Linked DNA regions of Mus musculus: all the other regions are linked to region 1. The links are chromatin loops, found by intact Hi-C in ENCODE. Cell type or tissue: left cerebral cortex. All regions are shown on one strand.

Region 1 (8,000 bases):
AAATGAAGAGAAGCTGATTCCAATTCAATTTAATCCTCTTGCCTTTTCATGCAAAATACTGTGTAATATAAGCATACCATCCTTCCTTCTCATGCTCAGTGGAACTTTAGAAATAGGCACTAAAGAACCTGTTCTCCAAACCCTTTTAAGTATTTTATTTTATTTTTCACTGTATGTGTTTTACATGTTTATAGGTTCTTGGCCTTCCGGTAAGTCTGTTTAACACCAGCATCTAATCTTCTGAGACTGGCGTTACAGATGGTTATAAACCTATCTTCTGGTACCGAGAATTGAACCAGGGTATTCTGTAAGGAACATTATTAGCTGTTGAGCCATCGCTCCAGACTCCAGATAATTTCTACACAGGCTCTCCAGAAAGCCAGTGTTCTATATTCTTAACATGAAGGAAAAATACTTTTAAAAGGAGTGTCCTAAGCCAGTCTTAGCTAATAAGCATTGGATTTATTTGTTAGACTTTTGAGAAGGTAATTTAGTAATTAAGAAAAGAGATCCTTAAATAATATAGTTAAACTGAATGCAAATATACACGGGTACACATATTCTTAGTCTCCTTCCCAATTTTACCCAAGGCTGACCTATGGAAATGTTAGTGAAAGATCTTATTCATGAGGCTTAGATTCACTAGTAATGGGGGGAAGAATATTATACATAGAAAACTACCCTCCATCTCCCTGCTGGGGGCATGCAGAAACGCATCAAAACCCCACTCAGGATATCCAGTGATATTTCTGAGTCTGTGGGAAGGGAGAATGGTTTGCTTGCTTGCTTGCTTGCTTGCTTGCTTGCTTGCTTGCTTGCTTGCTTGCTTGCTTGTGTGTTTTGTTGTGGATAGGGGATGGGAGAGACATAGATAGAGATTTATTACAAATATTTCCAGATCTCTAGTATTTCTGCAGTGTAAGGTGCCAATGTGGCAGGACCCTAAGGTCACCTTCAGTGCAATGCTTTCCCAGGAGGACTCCCAGAACTCAGAAAGTCATTCTTCTTCCAGTCACAGGGTCTGGTTGTGAAAGGACACAGCCACAAGCTAGCAAAAAGAAGAGGCTCACCAAGCAGAGTCCACAGGAGTCCCAGGTGCAGTTTCCATTTCTTTCTCTCAGTGGAGTCATACAGATGGCTGCTGTGGTTTAATGGGAAATGCTCCCTGTAGGCCCATGGGTATGAACATTGAGTTCTCTGCTAGCAGCACTGTTCTGGGAGCTTGTGAAACCTTTAGAAAAAAGAGCCTCACTAGAGGAAGTAGAAACACCAGGACAAGCCTTGAGGCCTTATTGCCCTGTGCCACTTCTTGTCCCAACTCTGCTTCCAGATTTGCAGAGTTATAAGCAAGTAACTGCAGCACTGAGATGGCCCCTGCCAAGAACATCCTTTCATCATGGATGGTAATACTGTATCACTAAGACAATGTGACAAAATAAACCTCTCCTCTAGTAAGTTGTTTCTTGACAGGTATTTGGTCACCATAACTAGAAAAGTAACTAAAATAATGGCTCTGTCCTAATTAGAGTTATTGTTGCTGTGATCAATTGCCCACAATCAAAATCAACTCAAGGAGTTTATTTGGTTTACATTTCTAAATCATTGCTCGTCATGGAAGGAAGTCAGGGCAGAAACATAAGCAGGATAGGGACATGGAGGAAGGAACTGATACAAAGTCTATGGAGGGGTGCTGCTGACTGATTTCCTCTACATAGGTTGTTCTTATAGAATCCAGAACCACTAGCCAAGGGGTGGCACCACTCACAGTGAGTTTAGCCTTAGATTTTATTTTCCTAATTCAAGTTCCCTCCTTTCATATCACTCTAGCTAATGTCAACTTAACATAAAAGTAGCCAATGTGAAAATGTGCATTTTCAAAGCAGAAGAACTTGCAAACTTTAGTGTTCAGAGTTTTATTGAGGCATGGAAATATAGCATAACTCCAACTGCTTCCTGATTGAGTGTCCTGTCACTAGCCCCACAGACGTAGATGTAGGGTACTACATGATCCAACTAGCCCTACTGTGAATCATATTCCTAGCATAGAGTATCACACATAAACCTAGGCACTAGACAGAGTCTAAGTTTTATTAACAGGATATCCCAAGAGCTTAAGAGATTATCCTGTAGAAGCTAATAGAAGGCTAGACCATTGTTTTGGAAAAGTTAAGATTTTATTGAAAACTGAACAGATGAATCTGTTAGTATCACAAAAACAATCAGTATAGTTTGTTGTTGTTGTTGTTGTTGTTGTTGTTTTAGCATTTGATTAACTTAACAAAGTGAAATTTCATCTTCCCCCAAGGATCCAGCAACCTGATGATGCTATAAGCAGTGTGTGGGATATTCTGAAACTTTTCATTTTAATTATAATATGTAATTAATATGTGATATAATTGACTTCAATTATGTTTTAGTGGGTCCTTATGGCTCCACATAGCATAACAGCTCCACAGTGGTGAGATCAAGTCTCAAACTTTATGGGCTTCTAAGTAGGTCCATAGGTCAGTCCCTAGTCACAATAGGTAAGTGATCCCCACTGTCAGCCCATTTGTAATAAACTTTCCAACCAAAGGAGAAGATGAGAAGAAGTGTGAGATTTGGAACACATAAACCTCTGTTGAATGCCTGGATGACGTGAAACAACTGCAAAGTGAACTAGAATCTTATCTTCTAACTATAAGTTATAATCAGAATTATAACCAGAGGTGATGACCAGAATTATATAGCTTTGATGACCAAGCCAAACCCAGAAACAGTCTCGTCAGTACAACCTCACATATGTCAGCGTTATGAGACTGTTTGCATTATCAGCCCCAAGGGAAAAGAAAGAAGAGTGGGATGAGCAGGCTCAGCAGTGTCTGCGTCATTAAGCTCTCTCCAAGGAAGTGACAAAATGACTAGTGGCTATATTTTTAAACCAAATCTAGAGAGCCCTCAAGTTTGAGTAAAACTGTTATTTGAGTGCCTGTCTTCTCAGCCACCACCCCCATACATATGTTGAACACATTATACCATCAACAGAGCATTTTTAAATATAAAAAGCAATACTGATTTTGTATCGTGCACATCAAGAAGTCCAGATTAAAAATGGAATTCTAGTCGAAAAGTTCAAAAAAGGACAAATGCACTACATGTAATTTCCTCAAATTGGAAAATATGAAAAAGTGTATTATTGCCTTGCATGCTAAGCCACACAACTTGAAACTCTAATGCCTTCTAAGATAACGGCACAAATCACATGTCAATTTCCTGACTCCCATAGGTAGTAGTTTGGATAATCTGCAACAATTGCTTAATATTTTTCAGAGACTAATTTTTTTCTTTTGTGAAAGAGTGTGATTACCAGATCAATTTAGTTTTTCTTACCTGACCTGATGAGCAGAAGGGATGATGCACAAACATGAAGCCTGGTGTCCAACAGGTTTTAAATCATGACCCACAGAGCTGCCCAATAACAACCTGGGAAATGAGGACCAGGTCTTGAAAATGCTCAGTTAAGATGAAGTGCTATGGGGGATTACTTTAAAATGTAGCTTCTATAGTTTATTTATGAGTATAAATAGATATGTTAGATAATTCCTGCTAAGGTGTGCTGTGGCTTGGGAGGCAGAGCCAGGCGGATTTCTGAGTTTGAGGCCAGCCTGGTCTACAAAGTGAGTTCCAGGACAGCCAAGGCTACATAGAGAAACCCTGTCTCAAAAAACCAACCAAACAGACAGACAAACAAACAAACAAACAACAAAAAAAAAAACCCTATTTTCATCTTAAGGGAAAAACTGAAGACTTTCCATGCTAATTGTGCCTTTAAGGTACATAATGTCAGTTGTCTACATGACATTGTGTCCTTTCTACATATATCTAGATTTTGCTGAGTAATACTATGTCTACTTTTGGGAACTTCCCACCTAACACGTAGAAGCCATTTAACCCAGTCCTGCTGGCAAACCAGCTATAAAGATATTTCTTCAGAAAAACGCCCCAGAATCTTGTCTTTCCGTTCTAGGTAAAGTAAATCCCACAAATTCTATCTTACTAGTTCTTACTTTGAACATAAAAATAATCTCTGGAGTTACAGCTACCATTTTGAGATTATGAGGTGACTAAATGATGAAAAACAGAAGATAGAGACACGGAAAAAGATGAACCATGTGTCTTTTGTCAGTGGGGACACACTTGCTGCCACCACAAGAATCCCTGAACCATAGTGGGCAGTGACGGCTGCACTCTATAGCAGTCACGTGGCACTTCGCCCATCACCATGGCACAGAGAAGAGAACTTGGCAGAAACACTCACTCTTAAAGGTTCCTGCCCCAAAATAGCACAAGCTACATCTGCTCCCATCCCAATGGTTAAAGCACATTACGTAACTATACCTCACATCCAGGAGGAAACTAGCAAAATCATACCATGTGTCAAAAAGGAAGAAAATCAAAACATTGATTAACAGCTTCGATGAACAGTTACAATTTTCCTTATGTGAGGAAAAATATATCCTGTTTGTTGAGTCACTTTGGATTGGATTTCCTATAACTTCTAACCAAAAAAAAAAAAAAAAAAATTAGTCAATAAGCCTTCAAATTGTCTGAATTGCTAAGATTGCCTATGTAAAAGTCTATAAAATTACATAGCATTGTTTTGGTCTTGCTTACACAGCCTTTTCTAGGAAAGACATTTTCACAACAGGCTTCCTGGTATTCTGACATTTACAAGCTTTCTGTCTCTCTTCCATAATGCCTCCTGAGTCACAGAAGCAGGAGCTGTGATGTAAATATATCCATTAGGGCTAGGCTGCCCTTGATCTGTTGATCTCTGCACTGTAACCACTTATGGGTTTCTGTGATTGTCTCCAATTTCTATGAAGGGAAGATTCTATGAAAAGGGGCAGTAGCTACATATATCTGTGTATATAAGAATAAGATTTGAAATGTAGTAAGGAATAATGCTGGTTTGGCAAAGTGGTGGTAGTAGATTATTTTCTAAGGTCCATGATCTCACTATTCTCAGGCAATTGAATGGGTTCTCAAGTACTTTCCAAGTACTATTGTTTTTCTCTTAAGTGGATCTTACATCCTAGTAGACAGCTTTTAGTTACTACCATGCAAGTGCCTAAGTGTCCCTAATTCAGCAATGGGGACTTACCTTAAAGTTCTGAAAGGAGTCACTTGGGCTACCCTGGCAGAAGGAAGTCTCGATATCAAAAGACATCCTAATGTACAGTGAGGAAGTGTCATGAGATCCAACACTAGCCAAGGAATTCTACATAATTTATGACTGCTGGGAGAGGGAAAATTACCCCCTTCCTGGAATGGGCCCCTGTAGTAGTTTAAAAAAGAATGGCTCTCATATAGATTCAGTCTTTAATTCACAGTTTGCGTCACTCTTTGGGAATAATTAAGAAGTATGGCCTTGTTGGAAGGAGTGCATCACTGGGCTAGGAGCTGAGGTTTCAAACACCTACACCATTCCTAGATAGCTCTCCCTGATTCATGGCTTATGGATAAGCTCTCATCTAATGTTCCAGTACCACAGCAGCCAGCAGCTGTGCTCCCCACCATAATTATAACTCTCTGGAGCTGCGAGCCCAAAATTAAAGGCTTTCTTCTATAACTTGCCTAGCTCATGGTGTCTTGTTACAGTAATGGAAAAGTCACTAAGAGAGAATCTAGTACAAAGATGGGGTATTGTTGTGGCCACTCTGGCCATGCTGCTTTGGGATTTCAGGGTGGACCATAGGAAAGATTTTGGAACTTTGGACTAAGAAAGTGCTTGAATACTATAAGCAGGGTTTAACAGACTATTCTATTAAGAGTTTGGAAGAAAGTAGTGCTAAAAGCAATGTAGCTAGGTAAACCCAGCTCAAGAGATTTCATAGTAGAACAATATTAGCAACTGGGCTAGTGGCCATTCTTGAAATATTTTGGCAAATAATGTTGCTTTCTTTTGTGTATGTCAAAAGAATATGCCTCGGGCTAAATTGAAATTTTTAATTAATTTCCTTGCTGGAGGACGTTCCAAGACAGCCTAATATTGATTCTGTCATATGTGTATTAGTAATCATTCCTATGGGAGTGTGCAAGGAAAAGAACAAGCAAGGCAAAAAGAAAAAACACAACATGGAGTTTGAAGCAAAAGAAAGACCACCAGGAAATGTAGAGCTGTAGTCAAGGCTTGTGCTGGAAGAGGTAAGACTAAAGACAGCTGGGTTCTGAAATGAAATAAAGGGAGAGAAAGACAACACCCAAGTAAGCTTTCAACAATTAAAAAAAAAAAAGAAAGAAAAGACCTGAGGACCTTTCTACCCCTAAAACAACACTACAAGGGAAAGTTTCTGCAAATATAGGGGGTCAGGATCCACCCAAGTGATCAGCCAAACTTGATAGGATTGTGCACATGTTCTGACTTTAGAGTCATGCAGGATACACAAGTAAAGGAATCATGGAATCTTCCTTTGCAGTTGAGGAGAGCTTCTGAGTCCACGCATGCAGCAGGGAATTCCTTGAATGGAGATCCTGAGATGCCATTGCATAGAGCTGTGAAACTGAAACCTGGATTACACTGGTAAGCTCAAGATTTTAGAGATGCTAGAACCATAAAACATCTTCCAAAGCAAGTTGTAAACATGAGGTGAAATATCTGCTGTAGGAAGCAGAGGCACAAGGGCAGAGCCATCCAAGCGCTTTGACACGAGGTATGAAATTGTAGAATTTGGAGTATTCCTGTTGGGGGGTTAGACTTGCTTTGGTTCACTATTTAATCACTATGACCCCAGTGCTCTTCTTTAGAATGGCAGTGTACATTCTGTGCCATTATATGTTGCCAGATTATAATTGCTTTTGGCTTTAGGGTGTAACTGTTAGTAAACTGCCTTCCATTTCAGAAGAGACTGGATTTTTAGGAAGTGTTGACTGTGAAAGACAATGGGAATATTTGAAATTGGACTAACTTGCATTTTTGCATTATGAAACAGCCAACAGCCTCTGATGGCCATGGAATGGGACATGATGGCTCAAATAAAAATGCTCTATGTGCTTGAATAGTTGACCTCACGTTGATGGGACTGTCTAGGAAGGATTAGGAGTTGTGGTCTTGTTGGAAAAGGTTTGTCACTGGGGACAGGATTTGAGGTTTCAAAAGATTCACCCACAACCCCAGTGGCTCCTTTCTGCTTCCAAGATGCCACTTTTACTTAATAGAAAGTACTCATCCCCTAACCACATACATACCAACAAAGGTATGTTTTATATTTACATGCTTATATTTTTGTGCACATTAATAATAATCAAATTTTAAAAGCCTAACAATTTGAAAATATGCCACATGGGAGGAGTTGAAGGAAGAGTACCTGGGAGAGACAAAAGGGAAGAAAGGAAATGTAAAAAGCCATATCCTCTTGTTTTACTTAAAAATTTATTTAAAGTAAAGATTATATAACAAAGTAGAATTCAGTTCTATTCAGAAGCATTATAGCTTTTTTATTATTATAATTGACCTTCAAATGATTTCTCTTTGAAGAGAGATTTAATGGTAAGCTCTAAAATCAATGCTTTTCAGTTCTTTTCATTTTTTTAGTAGATTTTTCTTTACTTACATTTTTAATGTTGTCCCCGTTCCTAGTTTTCCCTCCAGAGATGCCCTATCTCCTTGCTTCTCCCCCTGCTCACCATCCCACACATTCCCACTTCCTGGCCCTGGCATTCCCCTACACTGGGGCATCAAGCCTTCACAGAACCAAGGGCCTCTTCTCCCATTGATTACCATAAAGGCCATTCTCTGCTACTTATGCAGTTGGAGCCATGAGTCCCACCATGTGTACTCTTTGGTTGGTGGTTTACTCCCAGAGAGCTCTGGGGGGGTACTGGTTGGCTCATATTGTTGTTCCTCCTATGGGGCTGTAAACCCCTTTAGCTCCTTAAGACCTTTCTCTAGATCCTCCATTGGGGACTCTGTGCTCAGTCCATTAGATGGCTGAGAGCATCCACCTCTGTATTTGTTAGGT
Region 2 (8,000 bases), 100 kb before region 1:
ACTGGGCAAAAGAGATAAATGAAATGGGTAATTTTCTAGATAGATAACATGTACGAAAGTTAAATTATTAAGTCACAGCTTCAGACAGGCACCAGGTCCGCACAAGATGGGCACTCAGTAGACAGGAAGACACAGAGAAAGATTCAGGAGGCCTCATGTCTCAGTACTGAGCTATTTACCACTGATGGATTTAAGGAGAGGAGGTTTGTTGCCTTCATTTCCATGATTTTTTGTAAGCAGTAATAAAGCTGTGTGCTATTAGAAAAATAAAATATCAGTAGCTTACTAAAGCAGATAAATTTGATCAAACAAAAATGAGAACAGATATAATGTTGTAATGTTTGACTTTCCCTGGATTCCTACTTTTTTAGATTTCTGGGAAATCTGTTTGTGGGAGAACTGTGAGGCCATATCTAAAACTGAGATGTCAATCAGATTCAGTGGTGAGAGAAGCCATATGGCTGCCTGTATTTCCAATGTTGAAAGAATGACAAATTAAACACTAAGTTACTACCATTAAAATTTTCTCTAACGTGTATAGAAAATATACACTGGATCAAATGAATTCACCTTATGTTTTAAGACCTTGTCATGCTTTGTGCATGCCTAACACCTTAGCATTTGGGGGGCTGAAGCAGGGGGATTACTAAGAAGCAGTGTGATGTTTTGTGACAAAACTGTTCCTAAAGCTCTGCAAAAGAGGATATACAGATTATAAGAGCTATTATATCAGGAAGTTTGTTGTGAGTCTGTGTCTGTGAATAACTTCAGAGGCTCCATTCAGGAAGTCTCATCAATATGATGACCTAAACACGGACAACAGTAGACATGCCAAGGGGGATATGAGAGAAAGACCAAGAAGCCTCAAACCTACATGAAGAACTACAGACAACAAAGAAATGCAACAAGCATAAAATATAGTCTTCCAAGGGAAGAGCACACAACTTGTTTGTCTAATACTAAAAGGTCAACCCTGAAAACATACATACAAGTAACATAATACTATCAACAAAGCAGGTTATATTAAGAAATGTATGTGTGTGCATATACATGCATGCATGTAACAACAATTAATGAAAAAAGAGGCCATGAATTTGAAAGAGAGCAAGGGCTTATTGGAGGATTTGGAAGGAGGTCAGAGAATGGGTAAATGATATAATCACCAAAAATAAAAGAAATAATTAAACCTAATCAAATTCACATTTCCATTCTTTATTACTGCAGAAAAGTACAAAACTGTGGACCACAGAGCTAAGTAAAAAAATCCTTAACTGAGTTTCAACGGAAATGTGGTCAGCCGATTTCTGTGTAATGAACTCAACAGAATATATTTTATTAAATCAGTGTTCTGTGTGCTGAAACCAAGATAATGATGTTAGATATTAGAATATGTTCTAAACAGTTTCATATTCCATTTAACATTAATATTTAAGCATAGACTTCCACATAGACACCACAAATATTATATGATATTTGATGTTTTTATTTAATATGCTCAAATTCTATGGAGATTCTATCTAAGGGAACTCTAAGCCACAAAACGTACCCATTTGGTTAAGAAAAAATTTCATTTCTCCTTATGTATCTTCATATGTCTTTGCTTTTTTGTCCTTAGGCTGCCTCTGGTTTCCCTCTATTGTCTTACATAAAGTAATGACAGTGTGACCTTCTTAATATTCAACTTCAACTTTACTATAGTGTTGATTTCTCATGCTTATATTGCATGTGTTTATAATACTGTCTATAGCATATCGTAAAGTATATGTAAAGCATATAATATATGGTACATACAGATACATTATATATATATATACATACATATAAAATAGCCGTGACCTCCGATTATAAAAATAAATTTCTGGGAATAATTGCCAATTGATAAACTGTTCAAGTTTGAGTGGATTGCAGGGACATAAAAGAAACACAAAATAAGAAAGCATTCATAATATAATGAAGTACAAAAGTTATCTTATAAATCCTGGGTGAAAGAACTTGTTGCATTTCTTGATAATGAGATAAAACACTAGACAGAACAGATTAAAATTTTACTGTTAATAGTCCAGTATTAATATGAGGGTCTATGCTTAACCTTACTGCATCTTGTGATGCTGTGATCAGTTGATATCCATGGGAGGCTTGCTCTTTTCTGAAGGGAAATGGAAAAGCAGCGGATATGGGGAGAGAGGATGCTGGGGAAACTTGTGGGAGTAAAGGGAGGGCAGGTGGCAGCTGGGACGAATTGCATGAGAGAAGCACAAACAAAAAGGAAAATATTAATAAACCATATAAATTCAATGAGCAGTGCATATTTAACAGCTTTCGATCTTTCCACATAAGGGATTCTAGTAAAGCTGAATGAAGAGATTTCAAACTCTGTGTTTGGTTCAATTAACAGCTCATGAGAATGAGGAGCACAGCACTTGCCCTGTGTCTGCATCACTGATTCTAAATCTTGTTTATAAAAGTTTAAATTAAGTGCAATTCCAGACTTAATCAGTGAAAAATAAGTGCCTACCCAACACGCTTGGCATAATCCAGGAAATGTAGATGCATATCTTTTGAAATCAGAGTAGCATAATGCAAATCACAGAATGACCAATCAGGAATGTCATCTAGCATATTTAAAGAATATAATCAAGTAGTAAACTGTGAAATTAATGAATGCTATTTTGACCATTGTTTATATGCCATAGCCAATGCCTTAATTATTTAGAATAAAAAAAAGCATTTATATTTAAATTTATCTGTAAAGAAAAGATTTCCACTGACTCCTGCATATTATGACTCCATTTTTATAACAAATCTTTTCAAATAATACAGCTTTTAAATCGAGCAAATAAAGTCAAATCTACATCTTCAACCTATGTGACACCTATGTAATTTTAATGGAAAATTATTTTAATGGTCTCCTCTTTGTTTTATGTAACATAATAAATAATAATAATAATAATAATAATAATAATAATAATAATGTCTGTTTTGAAACGTTCTTTGGTTTATAAATGATGTTATATAATGTCAGATATTTAGTGTGGTGCCTATCACATAGTAAATATTTAGTGTAAATGAGGGGGTGGAAATCAGGAAAAATGTCCTAAAACATTAAAAATAAAAAACACGGAAGGATTTAGAGGGAAGAAAAGAGAGAAGTTGATGTCATTCAATTATAATTTCAAAAATTAAATAATGTATTTTTTAAGCTATCATTTCAAAAACTAGAAGAATGGCAGGTAACATTCTCTATCTCATCTAATTTTGAAACAGTAGCATAAAGTACAATCATTTCTACTGTTAAACACATGAGAAAATGAGGCAACTTATTAAGTTTATATGTCCAACAGAATGCAAAGCATGAATTAAACATGTAAAGGTAGTATCTATTTGTATCATGATATTATTGTCATCATCCCAATCCTCGGTGTATGCTGCTATCTCCATAACAGACTAGGCTATAAAAATGAGCTCTTGGTTACTTCCAAAGATAATTGCCTCCCCTTGGAAGGAATCCAGAACAAACCCACATTAAGCTAAATTCTGCATTAGAGTGGGCTGTCATACAGTTGGGAGGATTTATTCCAAGCACCTAGAAGGCACATGAAAGATGAATACATAGAAGTCATCAGATTTTTTTTCCTTTGAACATATCCCAATGCTGCGAAGAAAAGGAGATTACAAAAGGTATTTTAAAAGGTCCACACAATTGACTATTCTGGTTGTCAACCACTGCAAAATCAAATACAGGGCATTGTGATGCATGAATTGCATAAAGTGCTTTCTCTTTTTTCAATGAATAACAAAATTTAAGACAATTTCATGTAAACATATAAGCCTAGAGTGATAGGGTTTAAAATAAAAAAAAAGTAGAATTGTCCCAAGTTGACTTTTTAAAAGCTTTTATTCAAGATATTTTCTTTTTTTTTTTCAATTTTCCCATCAAATCATCTTATCCAATTATAAAATCTGTGAAGTTAAAATATTTTGGCTATAAAATAAGTGAATGTATATTTCTTAAATAAAACTTCAGTGAGTTAAGATCATATCTCTGTGTTGTTATTTTGAAACATTAATATTTTAAAGCATTAATAGTAATTTCACAGAAGCATTATGGTATGCCATCCAGATGGATCACATATAAGCCAAGTATGAAATTAATGTGAATAATATTTTCATAAACCAAATAAATGGTTTTATAATAGAATTTCCAACATGATGACTTCTAACACTTATTTTCACAGTTGTCATCAACTGAGCTAGATACCTTGAAATCTGTCATGATGACAATGCCTGTCTTTATGTGCATTGTGAGAATTCACACACTTAGCAATGGGCTTCATGCTTAAAAAGTCTTCATTTGTATTTCAGTATGTGTGGCATATGTGTGATGGATGTGCACTGTGGATGGTATGTGTGCCTGAATAGGCACAAAGACTAGATGAGGACTTAGCCTGTCCTGCTCTTTCTTGCTCTGCCTTATTCCTTCCCTTGAGACAGGATCACACTGAACCCCGACTTACACTGATGTCCCACAAGCCCCAGTAATTTCTCTTTCCCCTTTACAGCAATGGAATTACAGGCAATGCACGACGTATGGGTTTTGGGTTTTCGAAATGTGAACCCGGGTCTTCTTGCTTGCACAGCAAGTGTTCCTAGTGACTGAACCATATCCTTGTATCCCTAATGGTAAATATTATAATTACTTCCTTAGGACACCATCACAACTGAAAGTCAGGAATCTGGCAATGTGACCCACAAGCCCCACTCATTTTCCTCACCTAAAGTAATGTTGTAAAAATTTACCCATTTCTTTTCTATAATCTGTAAGGCTAGTCTAGAAATTTATTATTGATCATAAGACTTAATAGAACTATGAACTTTTGCCTCTTTTCAATGACTAAATCATCTGTAATTGAGATGAAGTTTTATCCTTAATAAAAAAGGGCACTCTGTTAGCTTTTAAAACAACATGATATCTAACCTTATAACCTTATGATGAACAGGTTACTGGAATAACTCATATATTCTGCTGGGAAGAGTTCCTTAGGAGAAGTAAAAGTCAAGAGAATGGAAAGCTACTAATAGAAGCATAACCTAGAAACTTCAGAGTTAAAAGGATTTATTGAAATTTCTCCTCAGTTCTTACTGGATAACGGAAAGCCCCACAAGAAGGAATTTTCATCTGTTTTCTTCATAACGCCTAGCAAGCACATCATTAACTCTGACCATTCATAAGAAACAAAAGGCAAAAGTCATCCTAGGTTGATTCATTTGAAAATCAGCAAAACATGCCATCTCCACAATTAACTTGTGGAGGTAGCCTCTGAAATTTAGTACTATAGTTGAATACGTAATAGATGAGTTTAAATCACTCAACTTCTCTGTCTATTGCATTAAATGAGCACATGAATGCCTCATGGTGTTGTTATGACAAAACAAGCTATTGGAGTAATAGAGAGCCTGCCAAACTTCTCGGTATGAACTTAGCAGCCAGTAATTGATTTGCCATCTTTATTAAAACTGACTATCTTGAAGAGGCACTGAAGTCTATAACAATGAAAAGCCCCCAAAGTTGGGTGACAAAGTGAGACCTAAGCAGCCAAATGTTTGTCCCATCAACTGGAAAAGCTCTCCTCACTACAATTGTGTATGTGTGTGTGTGTGTGTGTGTGTGTGTGTGTGTGTGTGTGTGTGTGTATAAACCACTTACTAAGAAACCACAAAGTAGAGTCTGGCAAACACTGGGAAATACTGATTGTAAATGGTTGCTAGATGCAGTGATGAATCCTTCTCCATAAACATGGAGAAGTAGAATATAACTGTTCTAACCTTGCTTCACTCAGCACTTTACCACTTTGGAAACGTTGGAGTATTTTTGTGGACACAGATGGTGGGGAATGGAAATCAAATGCAGTAATTCTTGAAGCCTCTTCTGATGGATGTAATATTCAGTGTCACTAAGCACTCCTTTCCTCTCTGGCTCTAGCCTCCCTACTTCTATTCTCTAAAGAGGCTGGCCACCTAGAGCTTCTTTCAGTTCCAGCGGAGTGCTGGGCAAGGGTGGAAGCATAACTCCCACAGAATCCTGAGGCCAGGCCTGAAGCCAAGATGCATAGAGGCAGAGCAAGGCAGCAAACGCTGTCTAAGATCTGTGCTGTGAGCAGTTTCTGGCTAAGATCTATGCTGTTAGCAGTTTCCATTCTGGACTGGTGAAGTCAGAATTCTCACTTGTAGACCAGACAGATTAAAGAATACTACAATATCCGTTTGAGCTGCACTGGCTGAGCAACACCCAGGTGTGCCTGAAGTTGCAGGTGAGTCACTGCACCAGCCCTGTGTCCAACAGGTTGGCTGAAGACATAGCTCTAAGAAGCCACTAGGCACTTTGCTAATCACCTGATCTCCTGAATTTAGCTTCTGCTTTAACCGTGGGGTCGCTGTTATTTAAACTCTTGCCTCAGCCCACGCTTGTTCTATTCCTTGTCTTTCTGCCTTTCTCTTTTTCCTAAAGCATGCACTCCCCTTTGTGTTGGAGAATGTGCCCAGAATGTCTCTTCTGAGGAAATGTGCAGTGTCCCTGTGGGCACCCGGTGTGCAGAACTCCCCTAGTCCTTAGTGAGCCACTGTAACTTCAACTAAAAGGACTATTTCTCAGCTAGGAACTGAAAACCTAAGAGAGATGACAATTCATGAATGACAGATGGGAACCAGGGAGACGTGGGAAGAAATCTTGAGCAGGGTACCCCAGACATACTTCCCCATGTGTTCACAGCCTTAGAGAACATCACAGAGTGAATACCTTACAATAGATGAGGGAAGGCTATAAATCCTCAAGTTAGGACTCATTCTGCTATTGCCACCTGTTTCTGAACTTTTAGCCGCCCATTTCTTGCACCTGACAGGGTCCTCTCTGCTTCTACTCTCCAGATCTTCCCATTCCCTCCCTTGCCCAACTCTGCCACCGGAAGCCTTCAGATCTTAAATTTACACACCATGTAGGCTGGGGAGTGGGGGTTGGGAGTTCTGAATTACAAAGTTGAGAAAAGGCTCTACCTATATCTAGGAGGGGCCACCGGAACAGACTGTGTATCCTGGGTTGTTCCCTGCCTGGACGCCACACAACTGCTTGCAGGGTTCCCTCCGCGCGACCACTCCTGTGCTCCCAGCCTCATCGCTCTACCGCGCACTCGCAGCTCCCTAGCGACACCAGCCATCAAGCTGGTGGAAAGAGTAGGGGTGTGCAAGTGGGAGGCTTCTCCCTCGGGAACCTGGGAGATCCCTGCCGCCAGCAGGGGCCGTGGCACCGCCTGCGCGGGGACCCACGCTTCCATCCAGCGCCTTCCCAACTTCCCAGTGCCTTCAGGCCAAGGCGGTCAGGATGGATCTGTCACCCCGCAACCGGCCGCTACTGGACTCGTCGTCGCTGGACAGCGGTTCTCTGACCTCACTGGACTCCAGTGTCTTCTGTAGCGAGGGCGAAGGGGAACCCTTGGCTCTGGGGGACTGCTTTACAGTCAACGTGGGCGGTAGCCGCTTCGTGCTCTCGCAGCAAGCTCTGTCCTGCTTCCCGCACACGCGCCTGGGCAAACTGGCCGTAGTGGTGGCCTCCTACCGCCGCCTGGGTGCCCTGGCTGCCGCCCCCAGCCCCCTGGAGCTTTGCGATGATGCGAATCCGGTGGACAACGAGTACTTCTTTGATCGCAGCTCTCAGGCGTTCCGTTATGTCCTGCACTACTATCGCACTGGTCGCCTGCATGTCATGGAGCAGCTCTGTGCGCTCTCCTTTCTTCAGGAGATCCAGTACTGGGGCATAGATGAACTCAGCATTGACTCCTGCTGCAGGGACAGGTACCAGCAGGGCGCGGCGGTTGGGCGGGAAGGGAGGAGAGGGTGGTAAGAAAGCACAAGCAAAGACTTGAGGCTTTGTGTAAGCTTGTCTACTCCAGCTCTGCGAATAGGTGTGTCTGCGTCTTGGCTGAAGGTAAATGAATCCGAAAGTCAACTTG
Region 3 (8,000 bases), 86 kb before region 1:
AGGAGACAATGAATGGAGAAAACTGATTTTTCATTTATGAGTTGTTATAAACTGGAGATAACTTCCAGGTTAGAGAAAGGGGCTGTGTTAAATTCTCCTCTTGTCTCTGGGAGTCCATCTGGTGCAGAACCAGGCAAAACTCTGTGTACACTGCCACAGTTTCTATGTTTTCATTTGTGCATTGATCTTGTTGTGCTTAGAGGGCTTTGGACCCCCTATTCCCTCTGATTCTTACAATCTCCCTGACTCTTTTTCCACAGGATTTTGTAAGTCTGGAAGAAAGAGGTATGATGGAGACAATCCATTTAGGACTGAGTGTATCAAAGTCTCTTGCACTATGAACATTGTCTAGCTGTATCTTTGTATTTGTTTCAATGTACTACAAAAAGGTATTTCTCTGATGATGACTGAACAAGGCACAAAATTGTGAATATAGCAAGATGTTATTAGAAATCATTTTGTTTTGTTATATTCCTTAAGTAGAACAGTTGTCTTCCCCTTAGGTCTCTGGGCTATTGGTCTCTGGTTATTTACCCTCAAGTAGTGTTAGGGATGGGTTCCATCTCATGGAGTAGGTCTTAATTCAAATCATATATGGTTGGTGTGGTAGTTTGAATAAAAATGAACCCCATAGGTTCATAGGGAGTGGCACTATGACCTTCATAGGAGGTATGACCTTCCTGAAGTGAGTGTAGCCTTGTCATAGAAAATATGTCACTAGAGATAGACTTTGGGGTCTCAGGAGCTTAAGCCAAGTCTAATGACTCACTGTCTCTTCCTGCTACTTGTGGATCAATATGTACAACTCTCAACTACCTCTCCAGTACCATGACTGCCTGCATGCCACCATTTTCTCCTCATGATGATAATGAACCAAACCTCTGAACTGTAAGTCAGATCTAATTAAATGTTGTACTTTGTAAGTGTTGCCATGGTTATGGTGTCTCTTCACAGCAATAGAAACCCTAAGACAGTTGGTTACTCCCACAAGCTTTGTGCCACTATTGCACTAGCACTTCTGAAGATATTGTAGCTCAGTTGGTGTTTACATTTCTCCTTTGGGCTGTGCTCAAGTACCTTCCAGTAGCATACACATTAGTTCGTAGTTGTGAAGTTACTAGGTAGGCACCAGCTTGAATCCTCTGTGTTCAATGAATTGTGTAGTTGTTGTCATCAACTATAAGGCCTTACTCCCAGTTTGTGGAACACAGCCAAAAACCTTGATAATAGGCTAGGTTGTTGGAGGATCCCATGGGGCCCCTTCAGCCAACAACTAGATTAGACATAATACATTCTTGGCTTCATTTGATAATGTGAGACTTCCAGTTAGAGCTCCTTCCCTCTCTTCATTTGCTCTTCCCAATTCCTGCCCCTCTCAATCCATCCACAACTATTTATTCTATTTTCCATTCTTAGCGAAATCTACTTCTATCCCCTAGTCCCTTAATTTATACCTATCTATTAATTCAACAAATAATTTCTTAAAACACTATGATTATTGGGTACTAGAGATCACTTGGTAATCAAAACCAATCCCAGTTCTCTTCAGTTAATATCCTATCCAGTGATATATGGGAAAGAAAAATAACAAATTTGAGATATTAGGAGACCAAAACTCACCTAAATCCATACAGTCGTTAGATGGCAAAGTCGGGAAATAGTAATCTATCCAACTATGAAAAAAATATCCTAAGATCACGTTGCTAGGTTTCCCTATGCACTCACTATGCCTTAAGAGAAACATTCACAGACATGGGTTTTTTTTCTCAAGAACAGTTATGGGAGAACTTGCACCTTTTATAGCACAAATATAGGTTTTCCTTAGAAAAATCAATACTTGAGATTTTTCTATAAAAAATATGTGTATGTGCATACATTCATGTACTTCCATGATGATGGACCATCCTAAAATATTTTCTACAAGTATGGCTTGTTAACTATATAAATTTTGTCAAGATCTAGACATTTGCAAAAACATTTAAAAGTCTTTTAATAACAAGTTTACCTAAGAAATTGTATTTTAAAGATTTTGCTATTTTTAATAACCAGCAACATGACTGAGCAGATAAAGACATCTGCTGCCAAGACCAATGATTGAATTGAAAACTCTAGTACCCTGGTTATGCGAAGAAAGAACTGACTCACAAAGTTTGTATTCTTACATCCATGTACTTTCCTATTTGTTTCCCCAACACAAACACACACACTAAATAAAATATAACAAACATTTTTAATGCACTCTGTAAAATGTTTTAATATTTTTAAAAGCAAATATACTCCCTACTAGGAGTCACATCACAATTCCATTTTGCTGTTTCTCTCATATATCTACATATAAATATTCAAGACATGACCCATTGATCAATTAAATGATTAATAGTAATAAGTAGTATGAAGAATGCACAATGGAGTTCAATGAGATCGAAATCTTTGTTATGAAAAAGTGTTACTTTTATTATAATCCTTTAACTAGCTCTTATAGAAAATATGTATGCTAACCCAAGCTGTCTAAACAAAACACTATCTTTGGATACATTTGTTTCACTAACATGAAAATTTTATTCTGCTGAAATTTTCAGGCATCAATTTTTATCTTATCCGTCCTTCAATTTTAGTCCAAGAATGGATTGAAAACCAGTGTTCCAATGCCTTTTTCAATGACATCTCTTTACAAAGAACCTCCAATAACCTCTATAAGTCATAATGATATATATAAGAAAAACATATAAGGAGAACATTATCAATAAGCCCTATACGCAGTTGTTTAATGGAATAATTTAAAAGTCATAGAATAACCTGGATGCTGACAATTTCCCCGAGTTTGCCTATATTATAGTCAGTTCTTTATTCTCTCCCTTGCCTCCACTGACCTGCTTTCTGACATTCCATCAGGGCTGACCTATCCCAACTCAATCCAATCCAAAGCCAAGTTTTATCATCCCCTGTAAGTCACAGCTGCTGCCTATTCCTCTTTACATTCATTTCAGCAACTCCATTTGGATTCTTGGGTTTCTGGGCAATCAAACTGTACCTCCTGTGCCCATTCACATTGAAAATAAGTGGAACCTGCAAACGCCTCCCTTTGATTCTTATTTCACTGATAAAATTGAATCATCGAGGAGACATTCTACAAGAACCAGCACCCACACTTTGTCACCCACCTCCATCTGTTCTTTTAATTTCTGCCTTTCTATTACAAGAGTCAATCTGCCCATCTCACTTTTCTCCCCAGTTCTAGGGATTTCCTCAGGAACTCTTTCCCTCTTTCCCACAAGATCATTACTTCTCCTTTCTCCCATGGAAATCTTATTAGCATAAAATGTGTTTTAGTGTTCCCATTTTTAAACAGCAAAAGAAAAAAATTTGAGCAAATAACCTCTCTGGATCTTTCATGATCTAAAATGCATCTAATTTTCTGCTCTCTTTTATGAAAAAACTCCTTGGCATAAGTTTCTAAATCCAGTCTTTTCATTTACATAGTGTTTCTTTTCCTTTCTCAAAAATCCACTCATTAGTCTCTTGCTAGTCCATCGTCTGTAGAAGCAGTGTTCCTATGACCAGTAATGATCCTATCACTGAAAGTTTCAGTCATCAGTGTTCAGGTTCCATATTGCTCCAGCAGCAGCACTTCACAGGTTAATTATAGACACTTCCTTGAAACACTTCTTCCACTTGACTCATATCCCTGCACAGCTACCTAATTTTACTCTTCCTTACTATCACCATCTCTTCTTGCTAAGATGGTCCATTATACCTAAATCCTATTTATTTATATTTTTCATTTGATAAAATAATCTGGTTTGTGACCTAAATATCACTGATACTTAGTCAACTCTTACATTTTGATGCTAAACCAGCATGATGCTGATTTAATGGGTAATTTTAGTAACCCAATGTTTCAAAACACCTTTCATGTTTGCCTATCAACTTTTATAAGGCCACAGAGTAAAATAAATATATCTAGCTTTGAAGAATACAATGCAACTAAATCTGAAGAAATGGTCAGTATTAACCTTACAATTCCTTTTCATTTTCCACAGTTCAGAAGGTACTCCGAATTATGTGAAATTTTATTCCACCTTTTAAAAAGGCTTATAATCTAAGAGGCTTACTAGGAAAAAGAAAATAATGAGAATGTGTGTGTGTATTCTATTGCAAAAATATATCAAAAGAAGTTATAATTGAATTAAACAAGATTTGACAGATGAGTAAAGAAACGTATATAAGTAAAAAACTAAATGATAAGTGAAAGCTCACTAACAAATGTGATTTTGGAATTCAAGGCAGAAACATGTTTCTTGGTATTCATCATTAATCACTTCAGCATCCAAACAGGAGGTTTACTTTTAATTTCAGTTATATTATTAAGAAAACCAAATCTTGAAAAAGTAATTTCAGTTTCACTAAACTAGGGCAATATTTCTGAAACCCCATCGTTACTCCTTTCTTTACTGAACAGCAAATGTTTTCTAACGGGTCTATAATTATCATTGTCAACTCATTCTAAATAGTACATGTGAAAATAAAAGACAGAGTTGCTATGGAAACTGTATAGAAAATTCATTTCAGCAGGCCTAACTTCTAAAGTTAAAAAGAAAGAAGAGATTTACAGACAACAGGACTACCTTGACCACAGCCATTAAAAGGAAAGCAAAGGGGCAAATGATGTGCAAGTGAAAACCTTCTTATACCACAAGCAGAACTCACAGATTCTTGATTCACATGAGCTTTAGTATTTAGCAATTTGTTAAGCATTTTTTCTTCAAATGACAACCAATGAAAATGTTTCTTTAAAAAACCTCATGCATAACAATGTAATTTATTTTTTAATATTTTAAGGTCATAATTGACATACAGTAATGGTATATTATATCTTCATTAGAGGAAAGGTAATCATGTATACAGTTAACAATGATCAAACCCTTAATCATAGCACCCTGGGGAGAGGGGGAACAGAGGTCGGTATATCTCTGTGAATTTCAAGTCAGCCTGATCTACAAAGTGAGTTCTAGGATAGCCAGAGCTATAGAGAGGAGCCCTGCCTCAAAAGAAAAAAATAATTTTTTTATATTTCTAATTATGAAATAGCAAATTTTATTATAATTATATAAATGTTAACAAAAATTTTGAAACTAGATTTTTTTCATACAATATATTCTTGCTACAGTTTCTCCTCCCTCGGCTTATTCCAGTTCCTCTCTGCTCCTCTACTTATTTTGGTTCCTTTCCCTTCCCCATCCCCTCCAGATCTACACCTTGCTAGTCTCTCATTAAAAAAGAAACAGTCCGCTAGGGAGTAATAAAAAATTAAAATAAGATAAATAAGCTCAGATAAATCTGATGAAATAACCAGACAAGAAGAACCCAAAAAGAAAAGGCACAAGAAACACATATAGACGCAGAGTCACATATGTTCACCTGCACACTCAGAAATCCCACAAAAGCTCACAACCAGAAACCATAGGTAAGGTAGAAAACAAAATCAACAACAAATAACAACAGCAAACATACTCTCATTTAACATAATGAGATAAAGAACCTCCAAAGATACTACTGAATTTATTTCCTATTGCATACCTACTGCTAAGGATGAATCCTACCATTAAGATTGGTTCATTCTCATCACCCCCCCCCCATAAGACTTCGTTGGAGAAAAATAATTTTTTATTTATGAATGGCCATGAATTGGTTATCCATTATGTGTTAAGGATTGGGAACAAATATCCACTTTCTTTCTTAGACTTCATCTGGTGCAGAACAGTGAAATCTCTGTAAAACCTGACATAATCTCTGTAAGTTAATATGTGCACCAGCCCTGTTGTATCTATAAGGCCATAGTTTCTTGGTGTCTTCCATCACCCTGATTGTTATATACTTTTTTCCCTTCTTCCTCGGAGTTCCTTGATCCCTGAGGAGAAGGATTTGATGGAGACATCCTATTTAGGGCTAAGTGTTCCAAGGTCTTTCAATCTTTTCATATTGCCTAATTTTGGTTTATGTTATCATCTGCAGCTGGAGAAAGCTTCTCTGATGATGACTGAGCAACACACTGATCTACAAATATAGCAGAATGCTATTAAGAGTCATTGTATTGCTATGTACCTTCAGCAGAGGAGCAGTATATGGTGTCCCCCTAGATCACTATTTGCTCTCAGGTTCTTGGCAGCATTGGGTATGTGCTTCATCTTATGAAGTGGGCCTTAACTCAAATTGGTTGCTTATTCTCATATCATTGTGCCACTATTACAATAGTATATCTTCCAGGCAGGTCAGTAATGTAGATCAAAGACTTTTTGTCTTTGGTGTTCACCTCTCTCTTTTGGTAGTCTACAAAATACCTTACCATGAATACTAGTCCACAGTGGTGAAAACTCTCCATGTTCGATGAATTCTTCAAGTGTTGCCTTAAGTAATAGGACCTTACTGCTTGTGGAGAGCTAACAATAGTACTGGCAACGAACTGGATTGTTTGTGAGTTCCCATGGAATGCCTTTGACTAACAATTTGATTTAGAGGTAACACATTCCCAGTACTAGAAGTTTCATTTGTTGATGAGAGAGATGTTCAGTTGAGGCTTAATCTACAGTTTCTTTTTGGCAATTTCTTTTAGAATACCTTCATATATTAATATGGATATAATAAATATACTATAGAAAATACACTAAAATTATTTATGTATATTAAGAAACTTATACTGTATTAGATTTCTGCACAGCTCCTCAAATGGACCTGGATTTTAGCTGTCCTTCCCCATATTTCTTCTTCTGTTCCCCTTGTGCTTCCCCTCCTCTGTTTAATCAATCAGATCAAGTCAGATCAATCTCTTCTCCTAATTCTCTTACTTTCTACCTAACCTCTGTGTTTCCATTGATAATATCTTGCTTATCATTGACTAAACAGTCTACATCAAAAATATGAGCAAATGCATACCATATTTGTCCTTCTGGGTCTGAGTTGCTTCACTCAAGATGAATTATCTAGCTCCATCCATTTAATACATCCTAAAAATTCCAGGTCTCTGATTTTTTTTAACAGATAAGTAATATTTCATTGTATAAATTACCATGTTTTCTTTATCCATTCATACACTGACAGACATCTAGGTTGGTTCCAATTACTGGCAATTACTATACCTGGCACAAACCTTAAGTCCAAGTGGATCAAGAACCTCAACATAAAACTAAATACACTCAATCTAATAGAGGAGAAAGTGGGAAAGAGCCTTGAACTCATTGACACAGGGGGAAATTCCTAAACAGAACTCCAATGGCTTATGCTCTAAGATCAAGAATTGATAAATGGGAGCTCATGAAACTGGAAAGCTTTTGTGTAAGGCAAAGGACATCGTTAATAAGACAAATCAGCAACCTACAGATTGGGGAAATTTTTCACGAACCCCACATCCAATATAGGGCTAAGATGAAAAATATATAAAGAATTCAACTCAAGAAGCTAATCACACACACACAAACAAAAAATAAAAAAATAAAAAAGTCAGGAATAGAACTAAACTGAGAATTCACAACAGGAATCTTGAATGGCTGAGAAGCACCTAAAAAAATGTTAAAAATCCTTAGTGATCAGAGAAATGCAAATCAAAGGACCCTGAGATTCCACCTTACACCAATCAGAATGACTAAGATCAAAGCCTCAGGTGACAACACATGTTGGCAAGGATGTAGAAAAAGAGAAACACTCCTCCATTGCTGGTGGGATTGCAAAATGTTACAACCACCCTGGAAATCAAACTGAAGGCTCCTCAAAAATTGGAAATAGATCTACCTGAAGACCCAGTAATACCACTCATGGGAATATACCCAAAAAGATGTCCCACCTTTCCACAGGGGTATGTGTACCACGATGTTCATAGCAGCCTTGTTTGTGATAACTAGAAGCTAGAAACAAGCCAAATGTCCCAGGACAGAAGAGTGGATACAGAAAATGTGGTTTATTTACACAATGGAATACTACTCAGCTATTAAGAAGGAGGACTTCCTGAG

Evidence for each region. Peaks named below come from ENCODE experiments on the same cell type or tissue, not always from the same donor. Only the 100,000 strongest peaks of a DNase experiment are listed, where the experiment ranks them.
Region 2: it touches region 1 in a loop (10-fold over the local background); 5 of 42 quality-filtered maps call a loop at or near these places.
Region 3: it touches region 1 in a loop (7-fold over the local background); 5 of 42 quality-filtered maps call a loop at or near these places.

What each region holds. Positions count from the first base shown.
Region 1 is chr15:45,013,216-45,021,215 of GRCm38, reverse strand. No RefSeq gene overlaps it. Among named protein-coding and RNA genes, the nearest start is that of Gm23343, 69 kb to the right of the region's middle. In left cerebral cortex, no CTCF peak of the experiment used is centred here; DNase peaks (open chromatin) are centred at 2,907, 3,440, 4,268 and 4,715; H3K27ac peaks cover 5,340 bases.
Region 2 is chr15:45,114,013-45,122,012 of GRCm38, reverse strand. Kcnv1 (potassium channel, subfamily V, member 1) reads left to right here and starts at 7,079. Exons shown (of 3, transcript NM_026200.3): 1 at 7,079-7,842. The coding sequence starts at 7,373. In left cerebral cortex, a CTCF peak has its summit at 7,288; DNase peaks (open chromatin) are centred at 6,104, 6,663, 7,208, 7,755 and 3 more places; H3K4me3 peaks cover 2,151 bases; H3K27ac peaks cover 4,578 bases.
Region 3 is chr15:45,098,739-45,106,738 of GRCm38, reverse strand. Kcnv1 (potassium channel, subfamily V, member 1) reads left to right here. Exons shown (of 3, transcript NM_026200.3): 3 at 1-455. Among named protein-coding and RNA genes, the nearest start is that of Kcnv1, 12 kb to the left of the region's middle. In left cerebral cortex, no CTCF peak of the experiment used is centred here; DNase peaks (open chromatin) are centred at 1,002, 3,111, 3,584 and 4,585; H3K27ac peaks cover 1,200 bases.